Linked DNA regions of Homo sapiens: regions 1 and 3 are each linked to region 2. The links are chromatin loops, found by intact Hi-C in ENCODE. Cell type or tissue: GM12878. All regions are shown on one strand.

What was found. Peaks named below come from ENCODE experiments on the same cell type or tissue, not always from the same donor. Only the 100,000 strongest peaks of a DNase experiment are listed, where the experiment ranks them.
Region 1: a loop joins it to region 2, with 4 times the contacts of the local background. A loop is called at or near these places in 4 of 110 quality-filtered maps.
Region 3: it touches region 2 in a loop (4-fold over the local background); 13 of 110 quality-filtered maps call a loop at or near these places.

The regions. Positions count from the first base shown.
Region 1 is chr4:4,760,157-4,764,156 of GRCh38, reverse strand. LOC124900165 reads right to left here. Exons shown (of 6, transcript XM_047416490.1): 6 at 1-3,611. It overlaps LOC101928279 (a long non-coding RNA gene), which reads right to left and starts at 2,397. Exons shown (of 3, transcript NR_125892.1): 1 at 2,090-2,397. RefSeq lists enhancers at 397-536, 113-650, 707-1,016, 651-1,187, 442-1,641. In GM12878, a CTCF peak has its summit at 2,435 (motif pointing left); DNase peaks (open chromatin) are centred at 716 and 1,116; H3K4me3 peaks cover 744 bases; H3K27ac peaks cover 1,439 bases.
Region 2 is chr4:4,688,209-4,692,208 of GRCh38, reverse strand. The region is part of intron 5 of LOC124900165; the gene reads right to left. All of the region lies in intron 4 of STX18-AS1 (STX18 antisense RNA 1 (head to head)), which reads right to left. Among named protein-coding and RNA genes, the nearest start is that of SNORD162, 26 kb to the right of the region's middle. In GM12878, a CTCF peak has its summit at 2,276; a DNase peak (open chromatin) is centred at 2,368; H3K27ac peaks cover 344 bases.
Region 3 is chr4:4,878,706-4,882,705 of GRCh38, reverse strand. No RefSeq gene overlaps it. Among named protein-coding and RNA genes, the nearest start is that of MSX1, 21 kb to the right of the region's middle. In GM12878, a CTCF peak has its summit at 2,008 (motif pointing right); no DNase peak of the experiment used is centred here.

The sequences.
Region 1 (4,000 bases), 72 kb before region 2:
GGAGACACTGGAGTTCAATGCAGTGAGCTCCAGGCATAGCACACCATGGGGTGGGACAGGAAGCAAGGGGAACAAAGGTGCCCAGTCCACAGTAAGTGCTCAGCAAACATTATTACCAACTCTTGCAAACATGGCATCCGTTCACAGCAAGGCAAGGCTTACTCACAGGAAACTGCTTGCCCTCACTCCTCTAGGAATGCTTAATACCCAGGCAGTGTCTCTGGGACCTTGTGGACACCAAGTCCTTTATTCATCTACCTTTTTGCCGTCCCACCAAAGTCCTGTGACAGGAAATGCAGCAGGTCTAATCCTGAGGTCAGAGTGGCCCTCTGCGATGGCTGTTCTTTCCGGCCCACCCCCTCTGCCTCCCTCCCATTCTTGGGACCCTGATTAGCCTGAGTATTGGATGACCGCTGCTCTTCTTCCCCTGCCTCGCAAGGGTTAATCAGCCTTCCTGCGGGGCGGCAGGGCGGCTAGGAAGGAGGCAGCAGGGCGTCCTGGCGGCAGGCGGCTTTCATTACTTTGATGGGATACATGTGCTCGGCTTTATCTCCGGCCCTTTCTCCGTAATTCAGAGCTTGAACGTCTCAGCTGTCGGCCGATCTGCAGACAATTGCTCGGGGTAATACTATCCGGAAAAAGCTGATAAAATGCAGATGTGACGAGGCCTCTGAAATTTGCGGTTTGCTAAGTGGTTTGCTGCGATGCTTGCCCCTGGCCAGGGTGGCTTCCCTTCGAGGCTGGGAACCAGGGGGGTGGGAGTTGCATTTTTTTTTTTTAAGTGAAAGGTTGAATAGAGGAAGTGAGTGTAGATTTTTTCCCTCTAATTAGGAAGATGGGCAAATAGAAAGTAGAGGGGAAGGGGACAATACCGGAGGACGTGGCAGTTCAGGCCTCCCCTTGGGTCCCCATCTAACCAGCCTCTTCGGGGGGGCACCTCCAGAAATGGGCACCCTGGGATTCCTCTGTGCAGCCTGGTGCAGGGGGTGGTGCAGGGGGTGCTTGGAAGGAGGCCACTCACTGACTGTGTGACCCTGGGCCAGTCACTCAATCTCTTCCTCAATGACTCAACCAAAAGACCAAATGACTCACAATCTCAGTTACTTACCAGGTGCGCTGCACCCAGCAGGATGCCTGAACACAGTAGGTGCTCGATGAATGACGCAGCAGTTTCCTTTACCTCACTTGGGACCCCACATGACCCTAGAGAGTAAAGCTGCATGACACTGATGTAAACACAATGAGTCCCAGTTGGGTGGTAGGCAAGGGGCCTGCCAGGCTGTTAGTCCCAAAAATCATGACTTCCCAGGCCAAAGTCACCGGGCTGGATCCCCTGAGGAAACAAGCATCACTGTGTTTTCCTGGGCCAAAGAAGCATTGGGGCAGAGCTCCTCCACTTTACTGTGTGCCCGAATCACCAGGGATCATTCCAAATGCAGATTCCCATTCAGGAGGGCCGGGCAGCCTATGAACATGCATCTCTCACAAGGTCCCAGAGATGCTGAGGCCTCAAGCGGGGTGAAGACCCCGAGTCATCAGGCTGGGGAGGAGGCTTTGGGCATACCTAGGCCTTGCCCTTTCAGTCCCAGGAGAACCCTGCTGACCAGAGAGGACAGGCGGCATGGTTGGTGTTGCTCAGGACGTTGGGGACAGAGCCAGACTGGAAGGGTGACTGCACCCTGAGCTTGGTGCTTTTCCCACAGGGCCTCTGGTGACCAACCTTCCATAGCCAGCCCTGGTTTCAGACCCGTGGGTGAATCCACATGACAGCATCCCAGAGAGCTCGCCTCATCACGCCCTTCCCAACTTGCTTTTACGACAAAGGAAAACTATTAATAGATGAATTGATGCTGTTACGTGCTGCCATTGAGGCCACATAACACAGTTCTCAAAACAGCCACGGGCCTGACCCGCACCTATCTATGGACCTCATGCCCCAGTCTGTGTGCAAACATCTCAAATAATCAATAAGCCGTGAAGACAGCTTGTGAAAACATGGCTTCAGTTTCAGGGATGCCTTTTCGCTCTCTTATATGTTTACGCTAAGGTAAAAGTAGCCAGCACATTGAGCTTCTCCTGCCGTCCTTACCTCTCATCCTCGAAAATATCCCTGGGAGGTGACTTGATCACGCCCATTTTCAGATGAGGGAAACTGAGGCCCAGAAGGTTAAGTCACTTGCTCTAAGGCTCCTCGCTGGCAGGATCAGAGCTGGAGTTCAAACCCAAACGTGTTTAGGAGTATCCAGCTCCAAAGCACACACAGCTGGGTTGGTGCCACGCTGTCTCCGGACAAACAGGACCCCAGGGTCGGTGCGAGGACGCAGAGTGCTAAGGCAGCCGAATGCAAAATTTAGGGCAGGGCCTGGGTTTTTCCCTTGTAAAGGCCAGTCTGCAATTAGAGGGGCCTTTTGCAGTTCTTGCCTTTCAAAGAAAGAGGGCGTCTCTCCCCCTGCTGGGGTGTGGGCAGAGCTGGTAGCAATTTTCCCACAATGTGTAAATTAGTCAATCTCCGAGTCTGTAAACGGGGGCCTTTGAAGCGATCTTAATGAAGCACTCCATTAGGGCTTAGTGATGGCTGCCTCCAGCATTACTGGACCCCGCGCCTTTTGATGTCTTGGGGCCACGGGTTGGAGGCTCAACTTATCTAAATGTCCCGGCAGGCTTAAAAAAAAAAAAAAAAAAGGCAAAAAGCTCCCTTAGAGAAGCTGAAAAATTTTTAATGAAAAAAGTTAGTCCTGGCCTGACTGATGTTGGCACTTCAAAGCCAGTGCAGACTAAATTGCTGTAGACTGCTTAATTCAAAAGTGCTCCCTCGCGGGTGACAGTCCAATGGTGACAAAATACAATTGGCAACAGGAGACGGGCAAGATCAAAGGCTGGCTATTGTAATAGTTTTGTTCCATGAAGAATTGCTCATTGTCAGGAGTTTTTAAGCCTTTTTTTTCTCTCTCCCTCTTTCTCTCTCTTTTTTTTTTTTTTTTTTTTTGGCCCCAGAGCCATCCCGGGATTCTCTGGTTCAGAATCAGTGTACATAAATACTTGTAATTACATCCTTCTGACAATACATTTCAGTTCGCAGAGGTTGCGGCTGCCTTCCCGTCTCTCTCAAGGTTCATGGAGCTGATGGTTGGTTGGATTGTAAAAATCATTTCTGTGTTTTTGTTAGAAAAGATCTTTCGAGGCACTTGGAGGGCGAATTAGAGCTGGGATGTGCTCATCTTCTTGAGGACTATTTTAGGATTTGCTTCAGATTAAACTGCTGCCTGCAGAGGCCCTTGAGGGGTGATGGGGTGGAGGGAGCATCAGATGACTGGTCGTGGGGTTCTGGCTCTTCTTTATGACTTTACCTGGTTTCTCCTGGCCTCAATTTCCCCAGTTATAACCTGGGGCTCATTTACTCACACCACAAGTATTTATTGAGCTCTGACCTGGGTGAATGCATGCCTTGCCAGGGTCATTTGTAAGGCCGTTGGGAGAAAGTGGGCATGAAAGCCCTCTGCGATCTGGACACTGCCTCCTTCACTCCGCTCCGTGGTTTGGAGGGGCTGTTTCCGGGATCTGTGGGTACTGGGATCTGTGGGTTACCTGGCTTCTTTGACCACCATCATTCCCTAGGAACACAGAACCCAGAATGAGATATTCTGGTGAGCTCTTCACAAGCCTCTACTTGGAGGGAGGGAAGAGATGAAAGGAAAGCGTCTCCCCAGGCCTAGAATCCAGTCCTCACTTCTCTTCCCGCAGTGTGGCTCCACCAACTCACTTTTCTCCCAGAACCTCAGTTCCCTTCCGTGTATCATGGGAATCATACTCCCTGCCCTGGCAAATCTCCTGTTTTTTACCTGACTTTACACAAGGCTCAGACAAGGGAAAAGATGCCAACGCACTTTGTAAATGACCAGAAAGCCAGAAGCATCCCAAAGTTGGTCCATGCTATTTTCTGACCCAAGCCGGAGGAGGCTGGGGCTGTGTGGGGCTGGGTCGAGGGTGGGGATGACTGGAG
Region 2 (4,000 bases):
ACTAATACACCTTGCCATCGAGATCAGACTTTGGGGCCAGTTCCAAGGTCCCTACATCACATTTACTGCCTGGAGTCACTTAGGTAGGTGCTATCCCTCAGACCCTGAGCCCAGACATGCCTTCCCCTGGGCCAGCCTTCTGGCGACAGGATTACCAAATGTGCCTCATTCTCACTTATTTTCTTCAACACTCAGGGGCATTTTACTCCACAGAGCAGCACATGTCTGCCTTGGGCCACTGGGTGGACAGTGATATCATTTAACAAAGGGAACACCCAGGGTGAAGAGCTGGTTTAGGGAAGGAAAAAGTGTTGAGCGGGAGGTCCTGAGGCACTGCTGGGAGAATGCCTCAGGGTGGCTTGAGCTATAAAGCTCAGGCTTAGCTGACTGAATGGATCTGAGAGGTTTTTGCCCAAGCAGCTGGTGGGCAAAGCCATCAGAGTGGGTGAGGGTCCCCAGAGGCCAAACCTGAGCCAGATTTTGAGGGGCCCAGAGTTTATACAATTTGGGGAATGGGGAAGAGCTTATTAAGAAACAAGACTGGGTGTGGTGGCTCACACCTGTAATCCCAGCACTTTGGGAGGCCAAGGTGGGCAGATCACCTGAGGTCAGGAGTTTTCAAGACCAACCTGGCCAACATGGTAAAACCCTGTCTCTACTAAAAATACAAAAAAATTAGCCAGGCTTGGTGGCAGGTGCCTGTAATCCCAGCTACTCAGGAGGCTGAGGCAGGAGAATCGCTTGAACCCAGGAGGCGGAGGTTGCAGTGAGCCTAGATTGCGTCTCTGTACTTCAGCCTGGGTGACAGATAGAGACTCTCTCAAAAAAAAAAAAAAAAAAAGAAAGAAAGAAAGAAAAGAAAAGAAAAAGAAAGAGAAACAAAACCCAGAAAATTGTGAAAACAAAATCGCAAGGCCTTTCTCAGACCTGGGTAGAGACCCAGGCAAGTGAGGGACACTGAAGCTTAAGCTTCATGCTTCACTGTATACTCACCTCTGAGTGGGGTCTAACAGACAGGTACATTGTAGTGACATTACTTTCTAACTTTCTGTCTCCATCACTAGAGTGTGAGTGTCGTGTTATGGAATTAATTATGTCAGGTTCACCTGTAGCCCCAGGGCTTTGCATAGTGAATGGCTCTATCAGCAGAGTTCAGTCAAGGAACCAGAAATGTGTCTAGGTATTTTTGGCAGCGAGGTATTCAATATGAGGAAATAAATAGGTGCTAGAAAACTGTTGGATGAGCTGGAGGAGTGAAAGTGATAAGGCTGTTACTGGGCTTTAGGCTTCAAGGTCACTCTGCTTGATTCTGAACTCAGGATACTGTAGGCAATTCCAGCTGATGCCCCACCAGTCCCTTACCCATGAACTGATAAATAGAGAGTATGACCACTGCAAAGCTCACTCCTGCCAAAGCCTGCCCACCAGCTGCCACTGCCAGAGCAAATTCTGCTTTCCAAATGTTGCACATGTGCTTCTCATTGGCAGAGCCTAATTTTTTTTTTTTTTTTTGAGACAGAGTCTCACCCTGTCACCCAGGCTGGAGGGTAATGGCTTGATCTCGGCTCACTGCAACCTCCGCCTCCTGGGTTCAAGCAATTCTCCTGCCTCAGCCTCCCGAGTAGCTGGGACTACAGGTGTGCACCACCATGCCCAGCTAATTTTTGCATTTTTAGTAGATACAAGGTTTCACCATGTTGACCAGGATGGTCTCAATCTCCTGACCTCGTGATGTGACCACCTCGGCCTCCCAAAGTGCTGGGATTACAGGTGTGAGCCACTGCGCCTGGCTGGCAGAGCCTAAATTTTATCCAGAACCCTAGCAGCAAAGGAACATAGGAAATACATTTCATCCCCTATGAAATAGCAGGATTGGGAAGTTCATAGGAAGGGGTACAAATAGATGCAAATTGTCCAAAGAAGACATTTAGGACAATGGCACAGAGTGGGAGAGTGGGTGCTGTGTGAGTTATTGATCATGGTGTAGGAGATTACCCCAAAACTTAGTGGCTTGAAACAACAGTTATTATCTCGTGGTTTCTGTGGGTCAGAAGTCCAAGCACAGCTTATCTGGGTGCTCTGCTTCACGGTCTCTGGCTGATGCCATCAAGCTGTGTCAGTCCAGGGGCTGTGATGTCATGGGAAGACTCTAAGGGGGAAGGGTCCACTCACTCAGTGGCTGTTGGCAGCGTTCAGTTTCATGTGGCTGCTGAATGGGGGCTCCGGTTCCTCACTGATTTTTGGCTGAAAGTCACCTTCAGTTTCTTGCCACATGGGCCTCCTGCTGGTTTCATCAAAGGATGCAAGCCAAGAAGTCAATAGAAAGAATCTGCTAGCAAGACAGAAACCATGGCCTTTTTCGAACCTAACCACAGAAGTGACATCCCATCATTTTTGCCATATTCTATGGTTAGAAATGATTCACTAGGTCCAGCCCACAGTCAAGGGCAGGGGCTTACACAACGGTGTGACTACCAGGAGGAGGAAATCATTGAGGTCATCTTCGGAAGCTCTCTGCAATACTTGGTGAACACCTGAGTGAGGAAAGCCCGAGAGCAAGAGGCAATGGAGTCTGGTGCTCCAGGGGGAGGCCTCTGGCTGTCTGCGCACAGCTTCACATGGTCATGGTGTCCCAGTGGCACCACCTGGAAAAGGGTGCCCAGAGGCGGCCAGGCTGGAGAATGGAGGAGGACTGCTTCACTGGGATCAATGCATATGACATGGATAGATAAACTGCATGTCAAATTCTCTTCTGTTTTGTTTGTTTGTTTTGAGACAGGGTCTCACTCTCTTGCCAAGGCTGGAGTGCAGTGGTGTGATCTTGGCTCACTGCAGCCTCAAACTCCAAGGCTCAAGTGATCCTCCCACCTCAGCCTCACAAGTAGTTGAGACTACAGGTGCACACCACCATGCTTGGCTAATTATTTTATTTTTATTTTTTGTAGAGCTGAGGTCTTGCTATGTTGCCCAGACTGGTCTTGAACTCTGGGCTCAATTGATCTGACCTCCTCAGCCTTCCAAAGTGCTGGGACTGCAGGTGTGAGCCACTGCGTCTGGCTCCAAGTACCCTTTTAAAATGAGGACGGTAACTGGCACGGGGGTCCAGAAGGTGGAGTCAGCCCGATGTCTTGTGTATGGATAATTGTCGCAATTTGATTTAATCTTGCCTTCTCCTCTCCTAAAGTTCCTATCTCCCCTCGTCTCTTTTTTCATTTTATGTCACAAAAATCCACATGGTAGATAGCTGTGACTGAGGGGCTTCATTCGGACACACTCGTGTGCTTAGCATCCCCCAGGCACCGTGCTAGGCAACGGGAGTATAGACACGAGCAGGACATTTCTCCTCCTGTTTTCACAGTCTTTGCCGACCCTGGTGGAGATGTGAGCACAGACAGGAGGATTGAGTACGGGCAGAGCCAACCAAGGGAGAGGCCCTGAACTCCAACTCGGAGAGGATAAAAGGCCTCCAGAGGAAGCGACCTGGGAGAGGAGTCTCAGAGGTTAAGAATTTAGTCAGGGAAAAAGGAGAAACGACTCCAGGGAGAGGAGACAGCTGGACGACAGCAGGAGTGGGGATGAGAAATGGGGAGACAGGGAAGCAGACATCGGAGGCAGTGGGAGAGCTCACATTGCAACGAACCAGGGAGCTGCCTCTCTAGAGGTTGTTTGGGCTGCCCTCTTGAAATCGTTAGAAAGAATGCAGTGTTCGGAGGCACTTTATTTTAGGCTTTGTTTAGACTGAAAGGAAAAGCAAAGACGGTGGTGTGATCCTTAATGAAAGCCTAGCAGACGCGGGCATCAGCCAACTGGAAAGCAACAGTCCACTTCTCGGGAAAAGCAAACAGTCACTCTGGGCCTTGGTGTTTCCATCCATAAATGGGGCTGTCTATGTTATACACCTGCTCACTTGATGGAAGCACTAGGGATGAATAAAGACGAGGGTCCCAGGCAAGGTAAGTCTCCGGGGAGCTGTCTCCATCTTTAAAAAGGCCTTTGAGTT
Region 3 (4,000 bases), 190 kb before region 2:
CGGCATAGTACTTTGACAGTTCATCCTTCTGTTTCTTCAGGTCATGTGCCATGGTCATTCCAACACTGAGCTCTTCCATCTGATGTTTTACATCTGCAGCACTGTCCGGCTTCTCCAACAGCTTGACTTTCCATGTTATAGATAAACACAAATGCTTCCTTTTTTTCTTATCACTTCTTTTTTTTTTTTTTTTTTTTAGCCCATGGGAGTATCAGCAGGCCTTTAAAATTTTAATCAATAACTTTATTTATTTATTTATTTTTATTTAATGTAATTAATTTATTTATTTTTCAGATGGAGTCTCACTCTTGTTGCCCAGGCTGGAGTGCAGTGGCACTATCTCGGCTCACTGCAACCTCCGCCTCACAGGCTCAAGCAATTCTCCTGCCTCAGCCTCCAGAGTAGCTGGGATTACTGGTGCCCGCAACCACACTCAGCTAATTTTTGTATTTTTAATAGAGATGAGATTCCACCATGTTGGCCAGGCTGGTCTCGGCCTCCTGACCTCAGGTGATCCACCCGCCTCAGCCTCCCAAAGTGCTGGGATTACAGGTGTGAGCCACCGCTCCTGGCCTTAATCAATAACTTTACACCACACAGCAGAGAATAAGAAAAAGAACCAAGTGAGTAATGCAGGTAGATCTTGGCTTCATGTGGGGCATAGTGGGGAATGTGTTACTGGTGCCTCAGCCTGTGAAAGTGCTATTTTATTCTCTGTGTGAGTGCTTGAGGGGCAGAGGGAACCTGGATGTGCGTGGAAAAGATACATCACTGCTGAAGCGGGCTGAGAAGGCCTTTTTTTCCTTTGGGGATATGAAATAAACGATGTGTTGTGCACCAGTATTTTGACTGTGACATGTCACATGAGATCAGATGTGGAATTTTCCACTTGTGACATCATGTCCACTCTCAAGACATTTCAGATCTTGGAGCATTTCCGATTTCAGATTTTAAGATTAGGGATGCTTAACCTGTACTTTCTTGCAACTGAAGGCCACAGGTTTCCAGATTGAAAGGATTCACTTGGGCCCAGCACAAACAACAAAATAAAACCACACCAAGGCACAGGATGATGAAATTCCCAAGCAACAGAGATAAGGAAAAGAATCCAAAACCCCACAGGGAAAGAAAATAAGAATTAGAATGACATCAGACTATCAATAGCTGGAAACAAGATCACAGAGAAATGGTTCCACGGTTGGAGGAGGTACAATGCTACATCCAAGCAAACTATCACTGAAATGTAAGAGGAGAATAAAGACAATCTCAGACATGCAAAACTTTGAAAATGTTACCTTCCATGCAGCTTCTCTCAGGAAGCTACTGAAGGAGATGCTCCAAGAAAGGAAATCAATGAAGCAAAAGGAAGGCCTGAAACCCAGGAAATCAGGGCTCCAACTCAGGAAATGGGCAAAGGGGACTTCTCAGATGACGGAGCAGGGAAGTCCAGGGTTGACAGCTGTTTGATGGCTTCCAGGACAACCAGTGGTAGGAGGGCAACGTTCTCCAAGAGAAGTGTCTCCGAGAGGAGAAAGGGAATGGGGATGTTACCTGGCGTGTGTAAATTTGCTCAGAATAGTTCTCCATTTCTGAGAGAGTGAAGAGGTGAAATTAATGACAAGCACATAGGTAACTAAAGAAAGCATAAAGGCAATTATCAACTTCCAGAAAGAAAGGTTATACAAGACAGGAAATGTAATTAAAGCATATTATGTGGCATAACTACGGACACTATTTATGTGGTCATAATAGTAACCACAGAATATTGATCTAACAAAAAATGATACCCTTATGAGAATGGTGAGAGGGTACTTGGGAAAGCAGCATAAGAGCTAATCTTCATCTTCGTAACAGAAAGTCCATCAATAATATTTAATACTAAAAAATCAAGGATTATCAGTGCAGAGAGGTGATTTAGAAAGAGGTAAGAAAATGCCAGAAGAAATAACTAAAGGTTGAAAATGCTCCATCTGGGGAAAATATTTGGTCTGGGCAGGCACAGGGTGGCGCTGCTCTTTTTCATTATATGCTGTTGAAAACCATTTGACCTTTAAAATGATATATGACTTCTTTAATTAAAAAAATCAAAATTAATTTTACAAACAACTTTTAAAAATAACCTCTAGGGAGAAGTGGAAACAGGCTTTATAAACATATGTATCCCTTTACAGGGGAAATATATTTAAAAACTGTTTATATTAAAACAAAAAATAAATTTTAATTAAAAAAAGGGGGGGTGGATACTGGATTTGAACCCAGGACTTTGACTCTCTGTCAGAGGACGGTGGAGGGAGGAGTTGGACCCACAGGACACATAGGACTTGGACCAACAAAGATGGGGAGGGAATTCCCAGCTGGGAAAAGACACAGAATATTTGGCTCAAAACAAGAAACCCACACAGAGATTTTGGTTTGAAGCTTTGGAAAACATTTGTTTTCGTTCCTTGTAAAAAATGGATGACGAACGGAGTTATTTGAAATGAGATTTTAACAAGAAAAAAACTCATCACATTTCATTAGCATTCTCCTACGAGCCCATTATTAACAAGTCCGATGACTGGTTTTAAGAGTTTCTATTTCCTTATGATCTCCAGTGAAAGTCATCAACACCAAGAGAGGGTTCAGAGTTTGTTCATTGTTTGCTATTTTTTTCAGTTAACATTCTTTGTTCTTCCTCTAAGCATATTATTTGATTTATATTTTTGCAACCACTTTCCACACTGCCTTTAGAGCTTATTTATGTGTTAAAAAGGCACTTATGCAAGCGTAGGTCCCTCAGCGTGAGTGGATTGAAACGGCATGTGCTTTAGAGACACACAGAACTTAATTTGAATTCCAGATACTGGTTTATTAACTGTGTGATCCTGAGCAACTGACTCATTCTCACTGGGCTGCAGGATTCCCTGAAAAACTGGAACCAGACATTCATTTCCCTAGCTATTGATGTGAGTAGTAAATTAAGGAACAAGGCTGGGTGCAGTGGCTCATGCCTGTAATCCCAGCACTTTGGGAGGCCAAGGCGGAGGGATTGCTTGAGCCCAGGAGTTCAAGATCAGCCTGGGTAACATGATGAAGCCTTGTCTCTACATAAAAATACAACAATTAGCCAGGTGTGGTGGCACGTGCCTGTAGTCTCAGCTACTCGGGAGGCTGAGATGGGAGAATCACCTGAGCCTGGGAAGTCCAGGCTGCAGTGAGCCATGATTGTGCTACCACACTCCAGACTGGGCGACAGGGCAAGACCGTGTCTCAAAAAAAATTAATTAATTGATTAAGGAACAGACTTGGAGAACCTGCTAGTTACTTAGCAAACAGAAATTACTCTTCCTTTCCCCCATCCACATATACAGAAAAGTACTCAGACGCTAATTACTTAAATGACTTTTACCACAATTGTGTCCAAGTGGAATTTCATCCGTCCACCTACATTTTGAGGATTTCTTGGAACTCCTTGTCCATACATATCTCACGGCTATTACAGACTGATAGTGCCTGCTGAAAGCTTCTAGAAAAGCCTTGGAGTTCAGTGGCTGTGCTCTGACCTAGGATTAGCAGTAAAACAGGGTCCAACTCCCTATCGTGTCTTCAGGTTCTAGCTCATCTGAGTCATGATCAGTCCATTGCCATTCAGAAGGCAGATCCAAGGAAAAGCGGTGCCATGTGCAAATGTGACCAGAATATAGCACTGGCCCCGGAATCCAAATGTCTGATTCCGATTCTGGCCTATCCCTCACGTGCAATCTTGGACAAATCCTTCCATCTTTCCGGGCTGTGGCTTCCTCATCTGGCTAAAGGGAATCACACCCCTGCCTTGTCAAGCTCACTGGTTTGTGACGAGGTTTACAAGGTGAGGGAGCAGGTGAGGGTACTATCTGTATATCTTTTCTTCCAGTGTTTCCTTGCCTCCTCTTTTCTGCTCCTACCCTGGCTCTGTAGGGTGGGAGGACAGGAAAGAACCCTCAGGGCTTCCGGCTTCTGAATCCCACGAGAGACAGCTTAT